2 separate regions of the Mus musculus genome follow, and region 2 is linked to region 1. Evidence: chromatin loops called from intact Hi-C (ENCODE). Cell type or tissue: gastrocnemius. All regions are shown on one strand. Each heading gives the region's core, and the rest is flanking DNA. Links, peaks and the distances in the headings are about the cores only.

Region 1 (9,819 bases), core at 1,228-9,227:
CTAGTGGGTTCTTGCGAGGCCATAGCCCTTCTGGTTTACAACTGTGCCCATCTCAAATTAAAAACAAAACGAAGGAAGAGGGTCCTTTTCTTTCTAGTCATAACAGCCCCACATATACAGGCACCGGAGAGCTAAAGGGGAGAAGAATGTGCTGTCCCAGGTTTGTAATTCTTCTTGCTGTTTATCGTTAAAAATTTGTAGCTTTATGAGATAATTTTCGGAGATACACAGCCAGAAATGGACGGTGGTAGAAAAGCTGGGTGCCGGACTCACTTAACATCCAACTGAAACCCCAGAAGTTCATTATGATTCCTTTACTACTGTATTAATACAATCCCAAATCCAAAAATCACATAAATTCCACTTTCTTTTAAAAACTGATTTAAGAGCTGGTGAGATGGCTCAGTGGGTAAGAGCACCCAACTGCTCTTCCGAAGGTCTGGAGTTCAAATCCCAGCAACCACATGGTGGCTCACAGCCCTCTTCTGGAGTGTCTTCAGACAGCTACAGTATACTTAAAAAAAACCCAAACCTAAGAGGGTCTGGAGTGATGGCTCAGTCATCAAGAGCACCCCCAGGGGGGTAGTGTGTAGAGGATGAAAGGGGGAGCCACACACCTTTAATTCCAGCACTAGTGAGACCTCTGTGAGTTTGAGGCCAGCTTGGTCAAGAGCAAGTTCCAGGACAGCCAAAGCTACATAGAGAAACCCTGTCTCAAAAACAAAAACAAAAAAAACCAAACCACCAAAAACCAAATAAGCAAACAACAACAAAAGAGCAAACCCTGTGTCTTAGGGTTTCTATTCCTGGACAAAACATCATGACCAAGAAGCAAGGTGGAAAGGATTTATTTAGCTTACACCTCCAAACCGCTCATCACTAAAGGAAGTCAGGACGGTCAGGAAGCAGGAGCTGATGCAGAGGCCATGGAGGGATGTTCCTTACTGGCTTGCTCAGCCTGCTCTCTTATAGAACCCAAGATTACCAGCCCAGAGATGGTCCCGCCCACAAGGGTCCCTCCCTCCTTTCTCACTAATTGAGAAAATGCCTTACAGCTGGATCTCATGGAGGCATTTCCTCAACTGAAGCTCCTTTCTCTAACTCTAGCCTGTGTTAAGTTGATACACAAAACCAGCCAGTACACCCTGACTATTCTTTGGAGGACCCAGGGTTTCCTAGCACCCACAGGAGACATAGGGCCTCTTCTCGCCGAAGGGCAGAAGACACCACATGGTACAGACATACACTGGGAAAGCCCCCATACACTGAAAATAAAATGAGAGCTCTGTGACACTTACTGTAGCTTTTACTTTATTCAATTTTTCTGTACAAATTTCTGTTTTTACAATTCATAAGTAGAAAAACCAATATAAGCAAAATTAACAAATTAGGAAGAAATATTTACACCCCACAAACAATTACATTCCCCTTCCCAACACAACTGGATAGCTCAGGAAAAAAACGTGAAGCAAGACACAGTTTCCAGGTGAGAGAATGCACCTTCAGCAAAGCAGCTGGGTCTCACTTCTATAAGCTAAGTGCAATCAGGAAGGTCACCCTGATTCCCCGGAAGAATGAGTTATTTTTCCTTTTATAACAGAAGTAATATTTCCTGCTAGCTATTCTGGTATTTGTGTATTTGTGTGTGTGTGTGTGTGCTGTCTTGTCTATAAACTTCCCAGGGCTTAAGTGATCCTCCTGCCTCAGCCTCTAGAGTTGCTGGAGCTACAGGCACGCGCTGCCACGCCCAGCCTGAGGTACTTTTATTGACTGGAATTGTCCTGATCTACCTTATGTTTCTAGACTCCCTTTCTTCTCTGTCACCATTTCTGCAGGGCTTCACTATCCCAGATGGCTGCCGCAGGTTATTCACACGTCACTGTCATGCCCTGAGACCATGGCCTAGAACTAGGTGCTCTCTACACTGCTCAGCTTTGCTTCATCAAACTTCATAACTCAACTTCATGCCTCGAAAAGCTAGAAACCGCGCAGACTAAGGACATTTCTAGGTGGGGCATCAGCTGAGACAGGGGCTGCTTATAAAAAGAAGAAGGCCTGAGGTAAGGTGGTAGCATCCACGGCAGCTATGCTCAGTGCCTCCCAATGTGGATGCAGGTCAGGCAGGCCCAGGGTCCAACTCCTTCAGTTTTTTCTGGAGGCCTCGAAGCTGACTCTGACCCCAGTTGATGCGAGTCTGGAGACTGGCTATATCTGCAGCCAGCTGTAGGCCTGGTGAGAGAAGAGGAATGTCATCATGGTAAGATCCATGGAGTGCCGCCCCCCCAACCCCTAAGACTGCAGGGGTGTTAGGCCTCCCTAGCCAGTACAATAGTCCTAAAACTCACCATCCCGGAAGCTGGCTTGGGCCTGCCGCAGACTGTGAGGAACCAAAATTCCAAACCAGTTCAAGGGATCTTGAGGAACTACAGCAGATCCTAACTCTTTGGTCTTGGTGGGGCCCTTGCGCCTGCGCAGAGCTGAAAGAAAGGCCATACAGTCCTCATGACCACAATGAGCTTAGTCCAAGTTCATGATTCTGAGAAACACTGGAGGTTAGCTATTTCCCCAACCTTCTCCTGTGTCTGGAAATAGTAACACTCCCCCCTTTGTAATCCAGTTGACTCTGTCTATTCTGACTTCCAGGACAGACAATTCTGTTTACCCAGAACAAGACTACGACTGACTTTGCCAATTTACCTAAAAGTGATGAAATGTCCCCAAGCTGTTTCAGGAGTGATTAACTGGGATTGGAGGTTTATTTCCAAGGAACATCTAGATATAGGGATATACATTTTCTGTTCTGTTGAGCTCCTTTGAATGCAAAACTCATCCCACTATAAAAGAGTCCACCTTTAACTGTGTAGAGATTAAAGTACCAGAGCAAACTCCATTTTGTTCTCAGACTCCATTTTAAGCTAACCTGCCCTCACAATGACTTGGCTCCCACCCTTGAGTTCTGAAAAAAACAAAAAACAAAACGAAATGAAAAGCAAAAAACAACCAAACAAACAAAAATCCGAAATATTCTTGGCAGTTGCAAAACAGACGTAATAGCTGTGGTCAGTCGATAATAATGGGGTGGGCTAAGAAAACATGATTCGTTCCCAGGTGAAGATGCACCTTTTAGATGTGTGGTCCCTCCTTGTGGTTTGACCAGATGCTGTGAACCAATCAGCTTAAACGCCAACATTCCTTTAACCCTCTTACCCAACCATGTTATGTCAAGGAGGCTTGGAATACACCCCATTCCCTTAGACCTCCTCGGGCGGCTCTCCTATCCTGTTACTTGAACCCTACCTATCAAAGTATAAGAACCCCACCCTCCCACACCCCCGCCCCCCAGACATTCAACTCTCCAGCTCAGACGCTCTCCATTAATCAGATTCCGAATGAAGCAATTTCCTTAAATGTTCAATGAGTTTTGTCTTTAGCGCTGAGTAAGGGCTGACAGGTGGAAAGGAGACTTACATGCTTCGCTAGGCCCCACTTCCTCGGGGGTCTGGGCGTCAGCTTTGATCACCCTGAAGGTCTGGGGTCCATCCTGGGCCTCGCTGGGAAAAAAAAAAAAAAAAAAAAAAAAAGGGAAGTTGGATCTCTGGCCGCGCCGGCCTAGGTCCTGCCCATCCACTCTCCAAGGGGGGGGGGGGGGGGGGGCGCTCACCTGGCACGCACGCAGACCTGAGGCTCCATACGCGAGGCATACTGCAGGGGTCCTACCGACTTGGCTCCCATGGCATAGCGAGCCTTGGCAAGTGAGAGCCAACCCTGGGGAGACAGGAGAGACTTGAGACTGTTTTCCCTCCCTGTGCCCGCTTTCTATCCCTCCTTCCATTCCCCGTGGCCCACCTCCTCCACCCTGGCGTTCAGCGCCGCCCGCTTCGCCTCCAGTTCCTCCAGGTCACTGAGCAGCTGTAGGCACTTGGAGTCCAACTCCTCTCGCAGAGCCTGGACCGCCATGGCCCAGCCAGTCTTGGGACACGCGCGGATGGGCGGAGCCACTTCCTTCCAAGCCGCCGAATCACTGCGCGGCCATGTGCATGACAGCCAATAAGCGCTCAAGATCCGCCCTTAGGGGGGCAGTACTAATCGTGACCCGGAAGTCAAAGGCTTCAACTTCCGGGTGATCCCTGTCACCAGCCAGGACGCGGATTAGCGCCTGGAGCGGGATACTTCTCGAATCCGATGGCTACCAAAAGTCGGACCTTAACTTGAATCTAGGAAGCCATGCGCACAGTTCCTGCTTTTACTCTTCGCTAGCCTGCTGCCTGACCAGCTCAAGCACCGGTGAAGCCGCAGACGGACTAACTAATCAGGACGGTCTTAGACCACGTGACATCCCAAATCCGGGTAATTAATTGGTTGCCCGTCTGACCAATCACCTTGCGACGCCCTCCTCCATTCGCCATCTTAAGATGGGGCACTCTGACCGGCAGTGGAATCGAGTGAAGCCTCTAAAGGCCTTTTTGGTTGAGGGCGGAAGTGATCACTGCGTGGTGCCAGCAGCGCCAGAAGAGTTGGGACTCGTGAGGGAGCGGCGCTCATCATGGTAGGATGTTTTGATTTCCTGTTCTGGTTTAGCGGGAAAGAAGGGGACTACGGGAGGGCTGAGTTGTGGTCCTCGGTGCTCCGAAGTGGATGGTGACCCTGTGTGTTCTCTAGCTCCGTCGGGAGGCTCGCCTGCGCCGCGAGTACCTGTACCGCAAAGCCCGGGAGGAGGCGCAGCGATCCGTTCAGGAGAAGAAGGAGCGAGTCAAGCGTGCTCTAGAAGGTAAGGCCTCCCTGTGCTGGTGGGTTACAAGTCCTTGCTCGAGCATACTACACGGAGGTGTAAACGCATTTGAACTTAATGTATTTGTATCAGGGTGGCTGGTCATCTTTCCTTTCTCTGCTCGTTAGGTAGGACCTCACTGCTCACTGGTTTCTGAATGATCCCACCATGTGATAGTATGGCCGTTTATGCTACAGTTGCCCATGTCTACAGGTTGATTGCCAGTTTTGCTTACAGAATATCTAGTTTTTATTTAGTTTTAAAACATTGCCTCTGTCGGGTGGCGGCGGCGCACGGTTTCAATCCCAGCCCTCGAGAGGCAGAGACAGGCCGATCCCCGAGTTCGAAGCCAGCCTGGTCTACATAATGAGTTCCAGTACAGCCAGAGCTAAAACAGAGAATCCCTGTCTCGAAAAACCAAAAACCAAACCAAATCAAGCAACAAACCAACAAAAAACCTTTGCCTCATCTAATTGATTCCCATCTTAGGGAATGGGTCTGCAAGAATCCTTGGTATTTGTTTTTGTTGTCTTCTTCAAAACAAAATTAGAAAAACCTGTTATTGATTGTTATAATTGTCTTGCATTTTAATTCTTCTTCCATTTAGAATTTGACATTCGTTTTACAGGTTAGTTTAAAACTTTGCCTTACATTAATTCACATTTTCATTTGCCCTAATAAATGAAGATCCTCTATCACAGAGCTTAATTGGAAATGTTCTATTTATCCCTATTTTGCTTTTGTATCTAAGGAACTTCATGTCTCCCGCCTGATTGATAGTACAATATCCCTGGTGCCAGTAATTAAATTCCGTTCCTGTAATTTAGGACTATAAAGTATATGTGTGTCATGTAACGTTTTTTTGAGTTAAGAAGCATAATGTTAGGGCTGGGATTGTACCACAGTTGTTAGAGAGTGCTTCCTAACATGAAGGAGGCTCTGGATTCTGTCCCCAGCCTGACTCAACTGTGCCTGGGGGCCTATGTCCCAACACTGGTAAGGTGGAGGCTAGAGGATCAGGAGTTCAAGGCTTGCTTTGGCTGCATGAGTTTCAGATCAGCCTGGGCTATATAAGCATAATGTTAAGTATCTGTGACCCATTACCATAACTTAAAAAAAAAGTTTTAAAAAAATGGCTCAAGGATTCAGAGCACTTCCTGCTCTTTGAGAGGACCCAAATTCATTCCCTACTACCCATATAGAGTGACTCACAACTGTCTGTAACCCCAGGGATCCAGTGTCCTCTGGCCTTAGCAGCTACCTGAACACATGTGAACTCAGGCAGGAACACATACACAGAAAAATGATCAATATATTAGCATTTGCAACCATCTATTATTAACTATATTATTATTAACTATATTAAATATTGCATTAAAAGAAACTGTTGTAAGTATTATTTGTGTTCACATTATGCCTACTTATATCCCTAGGTTATTAGCGTATGTGTTTGGCTTTGTATTTGTTTGGGTTGGGGGCTCAGTATTGTTTCTAAGATGCAGAAGGAATGGTTGGACTTTTCTTCTTGTGGGTATCCCTAGGGAGGCTCCTTTTCCTGTGGCAGAGGAGAGCTTATGTCACTTGGTAGCTAGCTTGACAGAGTGCTGCTGTGACTCTCTCCCTTCCCTCACATGCTGGAGATGCGGAACTGGGCCTCAGGCCTTGCTGTCCACCTTAGTTCACAGAAAGAACCTCTGACCCCCGGCCAGCTGAGGCCATGCGCCTTGAGGTTACCTGTGCCTCCAGGTAGCAGTGTTCTTTTTTTATATTGTTTTGTTGTTATTGGTTTTTGAGCCAGGGTCTCACTATGTAGACTTGTCTGGCCTCACTCTTAGAGATCCCCTGCCTTTGCCTTCTGAGTGCTGGGATCAAAGGCAGGCGTGCTAACCACCTTAGTAGGCAGTGTGAAGACTTGGAGGTCACTGGTCTTCCTTCCTACTTAAGAAACAATTTCTTTCTGTCTTTTAAATGTATTTATTTACTTAAGTATGAGTGCTCTGGTTGCATGTCCACCTATATGCCAGAAGGGGGTGTCAGATTCCTTTATGGGTAGTAGTGAGCTGTGGTATGGTTGCTGGGAATTGAGCTCTGGACCTCTAGAAGAGCAGACAGTGCTTAACTGCTGTGCCATCTCACTAGCCCCTTTCTATTTTTTTTTTAAGCATTTATTATTTTTGTAGTGCTCCTCAACACCAAGGTCTTCTTCACCTGCAAGCAAACCAACCCCCAGTGCATTATCAGATTTTCTTTAGATTTTTTGTCTGGTTATAAAAATGACATTAATGCCGGGCGGTGGTGGCACACGCCTTTAATCCCAGCACTTGGGAGGCAGAGGCAGGCGGATTTCTGAGTTGGAGGCCAGCCTGGTCTACAAAGTGAGTTCCAGGACAGCTAGGGCAACACAGAGAAACCCTGTCTTGAAAAACCAAAAAAAAAAAAAAAAAAAAAAAAATAACATTGATAATGAAGAAGTATTTAGAAAATGAGCTCCCCAGTAACCATTAGTTGACAATTAGATGAAAAGAAGTTGATAACTAGGGGTGGTGGCGTACCCTGTACCCTGTTAGCGACACACTCAGCAGCAAAGCCATGGGCCTCTCAAGACCATTGGTTTGTTACCTCTGTTCGTTCTATATTTCTTACTGACTCTATTGAGGATGTTAAGAAAGAAATCAGGGGCTTTCACATTAAGTCCACACACTAGTGAACCACACAGTGTTATATACATTGTGTCTCACTCTGCCCTTCTCTTCCTTGCAGAAAACCAGCTGATTCCCACCGAGTTACGCCGGGAGGCTCTAGCCTTACAGGGGTCCTTGGAGTTCGATGATGCTGGTGGAGAAGGTAATCTGTGCTCTGCAGCCCTCTTCCACACTGAACCAACTTCTGTGCCCACTGGGCTCCAGGTCCTCTTCAGCCACACTGGACAATTTCCCACCTGATGGAAGTGTCCAGGTGAGCAGTTTCTGTACCTGTCCCCAGGTTCCTCCTGTCTGCCTGGGTGGCATCACAGGGGCTCTCCCCAAACAAATGCTTTCAGTTCTATTTATACGATAAACACAGTAGCTTTTAGTCTTTGCTCGTTGGAGTGTCTGCTGGAGCAGAAGTGTCCTTAGCACTGGTACCCACAGTGGGCTGGTAGCTGCTCTCCTGGCCACTAGAGGTGCATTTCCACTAGGCTCTCTTGAGCAGAGTCAGCATTTTCCTTGCCTCTTGTTCTCCTGACAGGTGTAACCAGCCATGTAGATGATGAATATCGATGGGCCGGGGTTGAGGATCCTAAGGTCATGATCACTACCTCCAGAGACCCTAGTTCTCGCCTGAAAATGTTTGCAAAGGTACTGGGCGTCAGGGAGTAGGGGATACCCAGGCCTAGTGGCCCCAGTTCTAATTCGGTGTTGGTCCATGGGCAGGAACTGAAGCTGGTGTTCCCAGGTGCCCAGCGCATGAACCGAGGTCGGCATGAGGTTGGAGCACTAGTGAGAGCTTGCAAAGCCAACGGGGTCACCGACCTGTTGGTGGTCCATGAGCATCGAGGCACACCCGGTAAGGCCTGCTAGAGGGCAAGGGAGCTTGGGCTGTTGTCATGGCAGAGTGTCTGACAGCCTCTCCCCTACAGTGGGGCTCATTGTCAGCCATCTGCCCTTCGGTCCTACTGCCTATTTCACACTGTGTAACGTGGTCATGCGGCACGACATCCCTGACCTGGGCACCATGTCAGAAGCCAAGCCCCACCTCATCACTCATGGCTTTTCCTCACGGCTGGGCAAGCGGGTGAGTATGGGAACCCTGTGGGAAGGGCTGAGGCTCAGACCAGCCCTGTGACTCTCTGTCCCTGTGTCCCCAGGTGTCGGACATCCTTCGTTACCTATTCCCCGTGCCAAAAGACGACAGCCATCGGGTCATCACCTTTGCAAACCAGGATGACTACATTTCATTCCGGTGGGTCCATGGGCTGAGTGTAGGGCCTGTGACCTTTGTAGTTCCTCAGCTAACCCACAGCCCCTACTGACCCACGTACGTACCTCTGCTTCCTTTTTCCTCAGGCACCATGTCTACAAGAAGACAGACCACCGCAATGTGGAGCTGACTGAGGTCGGGCCTCGATTTGAGCTCAAGTGTGAGTTTAGGCTTTAGTTTATGCCTGAGGGAGGTTAGTGGGGGGGTCCTTGACTGTGCATGGTGTGACATCTCTCCCCTCACCCTAGTGTATATGATTCGCCTGGGCACACTGGAGCAGGAGGCCACCGCAGATGTAGAGTGGCGCTGGCACCCCTACACCAACACCGCCCGCAAGAGGGTCTTCCTGAGTGCCGAGTGAGCTGAGCTACTTGCCAGTCAGAATGCAGACTTGGAATCCTGGATCAGAGACTTGTCACAGACAGATTCACTAATCCTAAGTGGAGACTGGAGGGATCTAAATAACCCCTCTGTCATCACGCTCCCAGCTGCCTCTAACTGGTCACGGTTGGCCTACTGTCTGTCAGGACAAACCTGAAGCCCACAGAGTATCTATGGGTTGAGGACCTAATGACAGTGGACTGAATAGTCACCTTCAGGCTGGGGTAGGGCTGCAGATCTGCACTGGAAAGTGGTTACTTTCTTCAGAGTTGGGCCCTGTGAACACTTTTTTCCTGTGGTTTAGGGTCAGTCTTTGTCACCAGCAGCAAGCCTACACCATTTAATTACCAGCCTAACTTACAAGCAGGGGCACCCTCCTCTAACTGCGAGCTTTTCCCCTCAGCCTCTTTGTTCGAAGAGATAGCGACTCTAAGACTTAATATTTCATGAATAAACGCCTAGGCCAACAGCTAGCGTCTATTCCCTGCCTAGCTCATTACTCAGTTCCTTGTTTGTTTTGTGAGTGCCCTATGGCTGGTTACCTCAGTTTCATGCAACCATCTCCTGTGCCTCTTTTCCAGAATCCCCTCTCTCTCCGCAGGATATCCCATCTCCTGTTTCTTGCCTTAGCTCATTGGCCATACTTTTCTATTGACCAGTGATATTTCCATACAGAACACAAGAGATTCTCTCTGCACCCTCCCTCTTTC
Region 2 (9,819 bases), core at 1,226-9,225, 400 kb after region 1:
ATCCAAATACAGGTAGATGAATATAGTAGTTTGAATAGGAATGGCCACCACTGTTTATGTGTTTGAATGTGGTGTAGCACTAGTAAGTATATATATAGCCTTGTTAGAGGAAGTATGCCACTGTGAGGCTTGTTTTGAGGTCATATTTGTTCAAGGACTGCCAGTATGACACAGACCCTTCTGCTTCTGCTGCCTGTGGATCAAGATATAGAACCCTCAGCTTTTTCTCCAGCACCACATTTGTTTGCACACTGCCATGCTCCCCACCATGATGAAAATGGACTGGACCTCTGAACCTATAAGCCAGCCCCAATTATATGTTTTCCTTCATAAGAGTTGCCTTGGTCACTGTGTCTGTTCACAGCGATGGAAACCTAACTAAGACACTGAGTTTTTTGTTTCACTAACATGCAGATTATAGCTACTGTAGGTGTACTGGCTAGTTTTGTGTCAACTTGACACAGCTGGAGTTATCACAGAGAAAGGAGCTTCAGTTGAGGAAATGCCTCCATGAGATCCAACTGTAAGGCATTTTCTCAATTAGTGATCAAGGGGGAAAGGCCCCTTGTGGGTGGGACCATCTCAGGGCTGGTAGTCTTGGTTCTATAAGAAAGCAGGCTGAGCAAGCCAGGTGAAGCAAGCCAGTAAAGAACATCCCTCCATGGCCTCTGCATCAGCTCCTGCTTCCTGACCTGCTTGAGTTCCAGTCCTGGCTTCCTTGGTGATGAACAGCAGTATGGAAGTGTAAGGCGAATAAACCCTTTCCTCCCCAACATGTTTCTTGGTCCTGATGTTTGTGCAGGAATAGAAACCCTGACTAAGACAGTAGGTAAGAAGAATCATGAATAGTGCTGGCTTGAGACAAAGCATGGTAAGGGCTGAAGGAGAAATGGACGCTTTGAGCGCAGAAAGCAAGCTCTGAAGGAGCTCCTCCCAAGAGAGGGGTGGCAGTGAGGAGAAACGTGGTAGCGCTGCCACAGCCAAGCAGGACAAGCGGCCTTTAGGGACGTCAGACCACTCCAGAGGCCAATGACGAGCGTTTCCTGATGTGATTAACGTGAAGCCCTCGCTTCCACCTCAGCTCCGAGAGAGAGGTAAGAACAGTGTAGGACTGAGAAAAGGAAACAGTACAGTTCCCCTTTCAATCATCTGGTCAACCACCTCAGTGTGCTGGAAGGAAACCCATGACACCATCGGTTCTGTGTCCAAATACAAACACCCTCCTTGAATTATTTATTCTATGCTGAGATTCCCTTCAAAGACTGCAAGCCCAATGACAAACTTTAACTTAAGCCATTTAAAGTCTAGCTCAGAATTACCAAAGCACACCTGATTAGCAGATGTAAAACATAAACTTATCACTGCATTAAATAACCCCTGACATTCTCTGTACTCTCACATGACAGAAGTCAGCTACTATGTACCAGCCAAGACACTGCTGCAAGTGTCAAATGGAGCCAGCACCTAATGTCCAGTTAACAGCAAAGTCCAGGCGTCTGAGGAACAAATGGAAGGAGACTTAGGAGGCAAACCACACAAACCCACAAGGAGGGGCATTCTCAAGAACAAACGTCTATTCTTAGATATTAGGAACACAGGGGACGATGTTCCACAATTAGATTTACTCTAAAGGCAGTAGGTGGATTTTGTTTAGATTATGATTTATATCTGTAAAAAACATATTTTAGTAATATAGAACAAAAGTGAACACACGCAGAGTTTGTTATTTATGGTAATAGTACTGTGTTTATATGTGTGACCATTTGTATATATATTAGGAGGTGTGGCCTTATTGGAGTAGGTGTGTCACTGTGGGTGTGGACCTAAAGCCCTCAACCAAGTAGCCTGGACATCAACCAGTCTTCACTAGCAGCCTTCAGATGAAGATGTAGAACTCTCAGCTCCTCCTGCACCATGCCTGCCTGGATCCTGCCCTGCTCACACCTTGAAGATAATGGACTGAACGTCTGAACCTGTAAGCCAGCCCCAATGAAATGTCCTTTATAAAACATGCCTTGGTCAAGGTGTCTGTTCACAGTAGTACAGCCCCGAGACAATATGTCAATATGTAAACTGTTAGACTACAAAAGGATGTAGCAATGGGAATACCTACACTTTAAAGTACTTCCTTAAAAAGGGCAAATACTGTAAACTTTACTTCAGTATGTGAGGAACATGGCTGCAAAGAGTGTCGTCCCTCCCACCCATACTTTTATGCCTGCATAACAAATAAGCAAAGAGACACCTGGAGCAGCACCTGGTTTTCTTGTGCCACTGGTCACACAGCAGCCACCAATCCTTACTCTGAGCTGGTGTGGACAAAGCATCCACATTGACTGCAGGGCCAGAGTTCCTAGGATTCTCATTTGAACTTACTCAACTGTGGGAATGCTGTGGGTGGTTTGATGCCTGCATCAGAACAAACCATCCAACCGTACCCATAAAGACTGCACAAATCCCTCAACAGTAACAGCAACATCACAAGCACATCGTTAAAATGAGAGGTCTGTCTGTCTGTCTGTCTTTCTTTTTTAAAAAGAATTTGTGTTTAATGAGGCTAGAGATTTAGCTCAATGGTAGAGTACTTAAGGCCCCAGGTTCAGTCCTCAGATCCAGGAGGGAAAAAGATATAATTACAAAATAGACCCTCCCGATTAAGGTTCTCAGGATAGTTTTTTATTATTTATATTTATGCTTGTGTCCTGTGAGTGAATGCTGTGTGTGTGTGTCAGATCCTTTGGACCCGGGTTACAGGGAGTTGTGAGCTGCCTAAAACAGTGCTGGGAGAAGAACTGGAGGTTCTGCATGACCACGGAGCACTCTCAACTGCCCAGCCATAGCTCTAGTCCATAGTTTGAGTTTTAAAACATAAACACTAGTGTTGAGCTGAAGTGGTAACTGCAACATTTTAAAGGTCTTACTAGTGTTTCATATCAACACGAATTTCATGGTGCTGTAACTGTCTCTATCCCAGAGATAGATGCTTAAATAAGTAAATTACAGATTGATTAGAAAAATATCAGCATTGGAAAGTTTTCCTTATGTCTGATAGCAAGGAGAGTAGTCTTGCAAGAAAACTCTCTAGTCCACCAAATTCAGCATTCACTGCTGTCTGTGCCCTTCCCAGACAACGTCGGGCTTTTCTGTAGAGAAGTCTGATCTCAAACAAACAAAACTACAGAACACAGACAGAAGCCAGGCATCACTACTGAGACACTAACACATTCATGCTTCGAAACTGTTCTCAGCTGGGCCATAAAAATTAACCGTCTATAAGACAAGCTAGGAAGACAACTCCCTTAAACCATAGGACCTTCGAAAATTATTTTTAACATGCATTTTTTTTCTTCTTCTTCTCATCTCTGTCTAACATTAAAATGGACAGAAAGGCAGGTGTAGAGCTAGCCCAAACCAATCTGAGACTGGAGAAAAGTCCAGTAACAGCAGCCAGCGGTTTCCTCCTCCTTCCTGGGTTCCAGGCACTGGCCTTATACAGACGGTCACTTCCACCCTTAGGGGCAGGAGGTCAGGAGAAGGGCAATTCTATCAACCGCTTCTCAACACCTCCTAGGTGAATGCAGAGACAAGCAACTCAAAACCCTGAAGCCCCCGCCTACTAGACCTTAACTTTCATTTGGTTCTGGTTACAATTAATTTTAACACCCGTAAAGCTTTTCTCACATGTCAAAACATTCCAAAAATGCTGCACGAGTAAACTACAGACACTACCGAAAAAAAAAAAATGAGCCAGCTTTATACAAAGACTAAAGAAAGCAAGCCCTTCAACGATTTCCACCACAGTAGCTTCGGCATTAGGAAAGGTGGCCTAGATTTCTCAAATCTTGGCTGTCAAAGGGAAAACCACTCATTAGCCTTTGACCTACCGAAGTTTTAAAGGCCGTCCTAATTACTTGCACCAGAACTACTCTAATTTAAAATCTTGTCATACTACAGAAAATCATCTCATCTTACACAAGGCGAAGTGGAGAGTTTAAGGCATAGGAACTGCCCAAACCTTTTTTTCTTTTTTTAAATTTTTTTTAAATGTAAGGTGTGTATGCGCACATGTGAACCTTTTCACTAGCAAACCTCCTTGCACGCAGAACACTCCAAGATGTTTACGTGAGTGCTTAAAACAATCAGCTCAGACAATGCAGGAGATACCACGAGAGAGAACACCCAGCCGAGGACGCGCTGGCAGGTCGTCCTTCTCTTTTTTCAGATGAACCTGGGCCACGGCCCGGAACGTCCTTCCTTTGCTAAGGTACCCTCCGAAGCCCACGTTTTCCAGCGAGAGGGGGATCGCCGGGTCTGCGGCGGCCCCGCGACCTTCCCGCCCCGCCCCCCGGCCCGCCGCGGACAAAGCGGCGCCCCTGCTCCCCGCGCGGCCCGACCAGGCGCTGCACAAAGCGCCGCACTTCCGGCCCGCGCCCGCCCGCCCGCCCCGAGCTGCCGCCCCCATGCTTCCCGTACTCACGGTGGCCTGAGCCTCCGGGACCGGCGCGCGCCGGCCCGAGCCGGCACGGCGTGGGGCTCGGCGACGGGCAGTGCCCAGACGACGCTCGGTTGCGGCCGACCGCTAGGCCCGCGCTGCCTCCCGCCCGCCCGCCAGCCTCGCCGCGGCCCCCGCTCCCGCCGACGCTGCGCAGACACCGCAGCCCACGACCTCACTTCCGCCCGCCGCGCGCCAGCCGGGGGCGCGCCGGGCACGTGACGCAGCTGCGCGCGCGCGCCCCGAGAGGCTTGCGCGAGATGCCCGGATGCTAGGACGCGCGCCTAGACTGCGAGCCTCCGCTCAAGCTCCGGCTAAAACCGGGCTGCAAACATCCTTGTAGAAAGTAGTTATGGCCCGTTGTAAGCATTTCCCCTGTTTTGTCCTTGTTTGGTTTTGGACCAGGATGGCCTTGAATTTACAGCTCTTCCTGCATCTACCTCTAGAGTACTGGCCTTAAAGCGACAGCCACCGAGCACAGTCCTAAGATTTTATTTTTAATATGCGTGTAAGTGTGTAGCTGTGTGTGGGGTTGTTCACAAGAGTGCTGGCATGTGATCCTCTCTAGCTGGAGTTACAGGGGATTTCTAGCTTTCCTACGTGCGGTGGTGATGGAAACTTCTCTGAGCCATCTCTGGGATTCCCCACCCCCCTTTAAAAAGATGTATTCGTTTTGTGTGTGAGTGTTTCGCCTGCAAGAATGTGTGTTCACTGCCAAGTACCTGCTTAACGCCTACAGAGGTCAGAAGAGGGAGTTACAGATGTTTATGAACCATTCTGTGAATTGAACCCAGGTGCTCTATAAGAGCAAGCAGCAAACATAGCCTTTAACCCCAACATTTGGGACGCAGAGGCAGGGGGATCTCTAAGTTAGAGGCCAACTTGGTCTAAGGATTGATATCAGCCAAGGCTATGCAGAAAAATTCTGTCTAGAGAAGAAAAATAATCACTGAGGCATCTCTCCACCCTCTTTTCTTTTTGATCTTTCAGTTCCAAGGCCACCAAAAAGATTTTTACCCCGGTAAGCTTGCATCTGTCACAGAGCTAAGAAATAACAAGCACTTAGAGCAAGCCCCAAACCACACTGGCTTCACAAAACAGAAAAGTCAACATCAAGTATGCATGCTAGGAAATGTTTGGGAATAGAGAATAGTAAAAAAGGGGCAGTTAAGCTTCCTATCAGATATGAAAGCATATTTAAAGGCTGCAGCCGATAAGCTCACTAGTGCACAAATAATGAACCAATGGAATGTAATGGGAAATCCAGAAGTATACTAAAACAATTGGGAGAAGTTGACATCTAATAAAATATTTCATATCACTAGGTGCTATTATTTGGATCTTAAAGGTTCAAAAAAAAAATCTACATGTTGATGTCTTGGCTGCTAGCCTGAGAGCTGACACTGTGTATGCTACACAGACTCAGAGATTTGCCTGCCTCTGCCCTTAAGTGCTGGGATTAAGGACATGTGCCACCATGCCTGGCTTTTCCCACCATTTTTTTTCCACAGCAAACATGACTAGCTGAGGATGAAGAAGGATCACTAAATTATTGGTACTGGGGCCACCACAAACGTATAGACTGTATCTGTAACTCATGCACCAGAATAGATTCCAACTTTTAAAAAAGGCATACATTTTTAAGTGTGGAAACAAAAAAGAAGAGAACATGGGGAAGTTCATTTCTAAATATGGAGTAAAGAACTTCTCTTGTCAAAAGCCACCAACAATGCCTATGAGGAACACTGATTGGAGGGGCAAGGAAGTGGGATTAGCAGGTTAAAAAGCTTTGCACTGAAGCCTGGGGGTCCTCAGAGCCCACTAGTGAAAGAGAACAGTCTCCATTAAAATTTTGAAAATGTTTTGGAGAAATCACCTTAAGGAAAATTAAAAGGCACTTGATTAAGAATGAAACACCACAAAAGGTTAATCTCTTTAGTATTCTGAGACCTTCCAGAGGCCAATAAGAACCAGTTATAGCCGAGAACATATAAATAGGTCTCAATAATATGGAAAAAAAAAGTCAACTGTATCTCTACATACACACAAAAAAATTCAGGTTAAAACTTTAAGACACAGGACTTTGGAGGCAGAGATATAAGGAGAGCCTCAAGCTTGAAGCCATCTGGCCTACATGGTGAGTTCTTAGGCCATCAAGAATTTGTTTCAATAAGAAAGGCAACAAAACAAAACCTCAAGCAAACAAACATTAAGGTGGCATTTTTACCAGTGGCTGGGAAATACTGCTTTAAAAAAGGCAATATCCTCTGTTGGTGAAGCCTCAGAAGTGGACACCCAGCAGCTGGATGGGTGAGGGGACCTTCTGAGATGTGTATCAGGATCAGTGCACACAAAGACACAGAGCTTTTAGCTCAGCAACTCCATTTCTGAAGGCTCATCCATATAGGTAACTTTCTACTAGCCAGGGTTCTCTATAGAGTAACAGAGTTTAAAGAATGAATCTCTGTATATGTAAAAGGGAGATTTATTAGAACGGTTTTCAGACAGAGGTCCAACTAATTCAACAATGGTTGCCGATGAACTGAAGGTCTGAGAATTTAGCAGTGCTCAGTCCACGAGGCTGGATGTCTCAGCTGGTCTTCAGTATACACTGGAATCCTGAAGAAGTGGGCTCTAATGCCAGTGAAAGAGTAGACTTGCTAGTAGGCAAGAGCGAGCAGGCAAACAAAAGCTTCCTTCTTCCATGTCCTTACATAGGCTTCCAGAAGAAGACGTGGCCCAGATTATAGGTGTGTCTTCCTGCCTTAGGATCCATAGTAAAGGCCAGTTGATCTTCCAATTTCAAATTAAGCAAATGCTCTCCATTTTTGGATTTTAGTTAATTTCAAATGTAGCCAAGTTGACAGCCAAGAATAGCCATCACACTTATAAAATTAAACAAGTACACACTTATTCCAGAGAGCTTTCCTTATAACAGTACAAAACAGGAAGCTCCCTCCAGATGTTATTTTGGGATCTGGGATAGAGGGCTGTGCTGAACTTTTCTAGCCTAAGGATGGAGCTGTTATCACCCCAGGACAGAATGGGATCTGAGCAAGGCTGCAGTTCACTCCAAGTATGGTGTGGAAGAGTTCTCCATAACATGTTCTAATCTCTTATGGCATCATGACGCTACTGTAGAAGAATCTACACTTTAGGCAACTGGGTCATTTGACCCCTTATAACTCATGAAGTCTTTACAAAGCCAAATCTAAGAAAAAGGTAAGTAAATCACGCTGTAAACTGTATTCCTTCACCAAGTGATGAGCTGCCCCTCTAGTCATCTAGATGCGACCCTGTGGTGGTATGAATTGTCAGCCTAACAGACTCTAGAGGCACCAAGAAATCCCTCCTCCATAGGAGATTATCTTGGGTGTGTTAATTGATGGGTAAACCCATCTTAATGGTGGTTGGAACCTTGCCTTGTGTCATGACCCCTGCACTGTATAAAATTAATAAAGGGAACTTTTTGTTTGTTTGTTTTTCGAGACAGGATTTATCTGTGTAGCCCTGGCTATACTAGAACTCACTCTGTAGACCAGGCTGGCCTCGAACTCAGAAATCCACCTGCCTCTGCCTCCCAAGTGCTGAGATTAAAGGCGTGTACCACCACTGCCCGGCGAATAAAGGGAACTTAACACCAGCATACATTCTTCCATCTTTGATTCTTAATTGTGGGTACAATGTGACCAATTCCTTCAAGTGCTTGTGCTTTGATAGCCCTGCCATGATGGGCTATAACCTGGAACTGTGAGCCACGCCAACCCATTCTCCCTGAAATTGTTTTAGTTAGAATTTGTTTATTTGTTTGTTTTGAGCCAGGGTTTTACTATGTAGCCCAATCTAGCCTGGAACTCCCTCTGTACACCAGGCTGGCCCCAGACTAACAGAAATCTGCCTGTGTCTGCTTCTCAAGTGTTTAACGGCATGCACCAGTGTGCCTGGCTTTGCTACCTTATTTTCTCACAGCAGTAGGAAAGTAAAGTGAGTTATCCATGACTTTTTGTTCCTGTGATAAAACACACCTATAAGCAGCTTGTGGAAGAACTTACTTTGGCTTACAGTTCCAGAAGGCTAGAGTCTGTAATGTGGGCCCTGGCAGCAGGGTATGTGTGGCATCTGGTGGCCAGAGCAGGAAGCTAAGAGCCAGCCCCCAGTGACAAGAGTTCCTCCAGCCAAGCTAAATCTCCTGAATACTCCATAACTGACTCAGTGTCACCAAGGAACCGAGTGTTTAAATACCTGAGGGACATTTCCACCACCACACTGAGATCGATTCCCCGAACAGGTGTTCTACCTAATAAGACCTAACAGCCAGAGCACCATGACATGAGACACTACCTGACTGCCTGCACACAACCCTGCCTCCACATCAAAGTAGCTCTATAGAATGCCTCCAGGGAGACAGTATTCTTAAATGTTATCCACTTCCCAGATCTGCCACCTTCTGCCAAGATGAATCTCTCCCTAGCCTGTCAGTGTCATCCTGCCAGCACAAACAACCCAAGTACCCATTACTAGGGGATAGTTCAATGAACCCTGGTTCATCTATATGGTAAAAATTCTAATTAAAACAGAGAAGAAAGCAAAGCAAAGAAACAAGGAGCCTTCCCATAGATCAACATGGGGACATAGGATTGTGCTGAAGGACACTGTGTAAAAAAGGAGAAATACATATAGTGTAAAAATATTGTGTAATTTACAAATCATTCAAAAGCAAATAGCACCAACTACCTGTGGTGAGGCTGGGATAGAGTGGGACCTGAGCAGGTTGGGGGAATTAGGAGAAAGATAATGTTTGTGAAGGCTTTCTTTGCAGCAAAACAAAAATCTCATTTTTTTTTTCCTGGAAGCACAAAAAGTATCATAATCCCTTCAGAAAAAAGTCTAGCTGTTTCTTATAAAACTAAATGTACTATCCTACAAATTGTACTGTGGAGAATAAAATCATGCAATCATGACATCCTCGAGTGGCCCCTCCTGTTGGGCTTAGACCAGAAACTAAAGTTTCAGCACAGACACACAGGGTCTAGAGTGGATGCTCACTCACACACAGTGGGCCTGCTGAGGGCGTGTGCTCACTCACACACAGTGGGCCTGCTGAGGGCGTGTGCTCACTCACACACAGTGGGCCTGCTGAGGGCGTGTGCTCACTCACACATAGTGGGCCTGTTGAGAACATGTTTTAATCCTCTTCTTCCTTCTTGACAAGGAGTTAGAACACAAAGCCAATTTCACTAAATTAGAAAACTTACTAAGCCTCTTCACTAGTTCCTGGAAAACATATTTAACTCAAACTGTATTCAAATACAACTCTTTTTCCTATT

Evidence for each region. Peaks named below come from ENCODE experiments on the same cell type or tissue, not always from the same donor. Only the 100,000 strongest peaks of a DNase experiment are listed, where the experiment ranks them.
Region 2: a loop joins it to region 1, with 2.5 times the contacts of the local background. A loop is called at or near these places in 5 of 42 quality-filtered maps.

The regions. Positions count from the first base shown.
Region 1 is chr1:34,435,382-34,445,200 of GRCm38, forward strand. It overlaps Ccdc115 (coiled-coil domain containing 115), which reads right to left and starts at 4,291. Exons shown (of 5, transcript NM_027159.2): 1 at 3,847-4,291; 2 at 3,662-3,765; 3 at 3,469-3,551; 4 at 2,346-2,477; 5 at 1,289-2,229. The coding sequence starts at 3,957. The coding sequence ends at 2,117. Imp4 (IMP4, U3 small nucleolar ribonucleoprotein) reads left to right here and starts at 4,448. Exons shown (of 9, transcript NM_178601.3): 1 at 4,448-4,546; 2 at 4,660-4,768; 3 at 7,529-7,612; 4 at 7,997-8,106; 5 at 8,182-8,314; 6 at 8,388-8,542; 7 at 8,616-8,710; 8 at 8,815-8,888; 9 at 8,977-9,819. The coding sequence starts at 4,544. The coding sequence ends at 9,089. In gastrocnemius, for the core only: a CTCF peak has its summit at 4,709; DNase peaks (open chromatin) are centred at 3,517, 4,018, 4,392 and 5,075; H3K4me3 peaks cover 2,750 bases; H3K27ac peaks cover 1,624 bases.
Region 2 is chr1:34,838,351-34,848,169 of GRCm38, forward strand. It overlaps Fam168b (family with sequence similarity 168, member B), which reads right to left and starts at 4,700. Exons shown (of 7, transcript NM_174997.2): 1 at 4,478-4,700. In gastrocnemius, for the core only: a CTCF peak has its summit at 4,332; DNase peaks (open chromatin) are centred at 4,380 and 4,709; H3K4me3 peaks cover 3,138 bases; H3K27ac peaks cover 4,878 bases.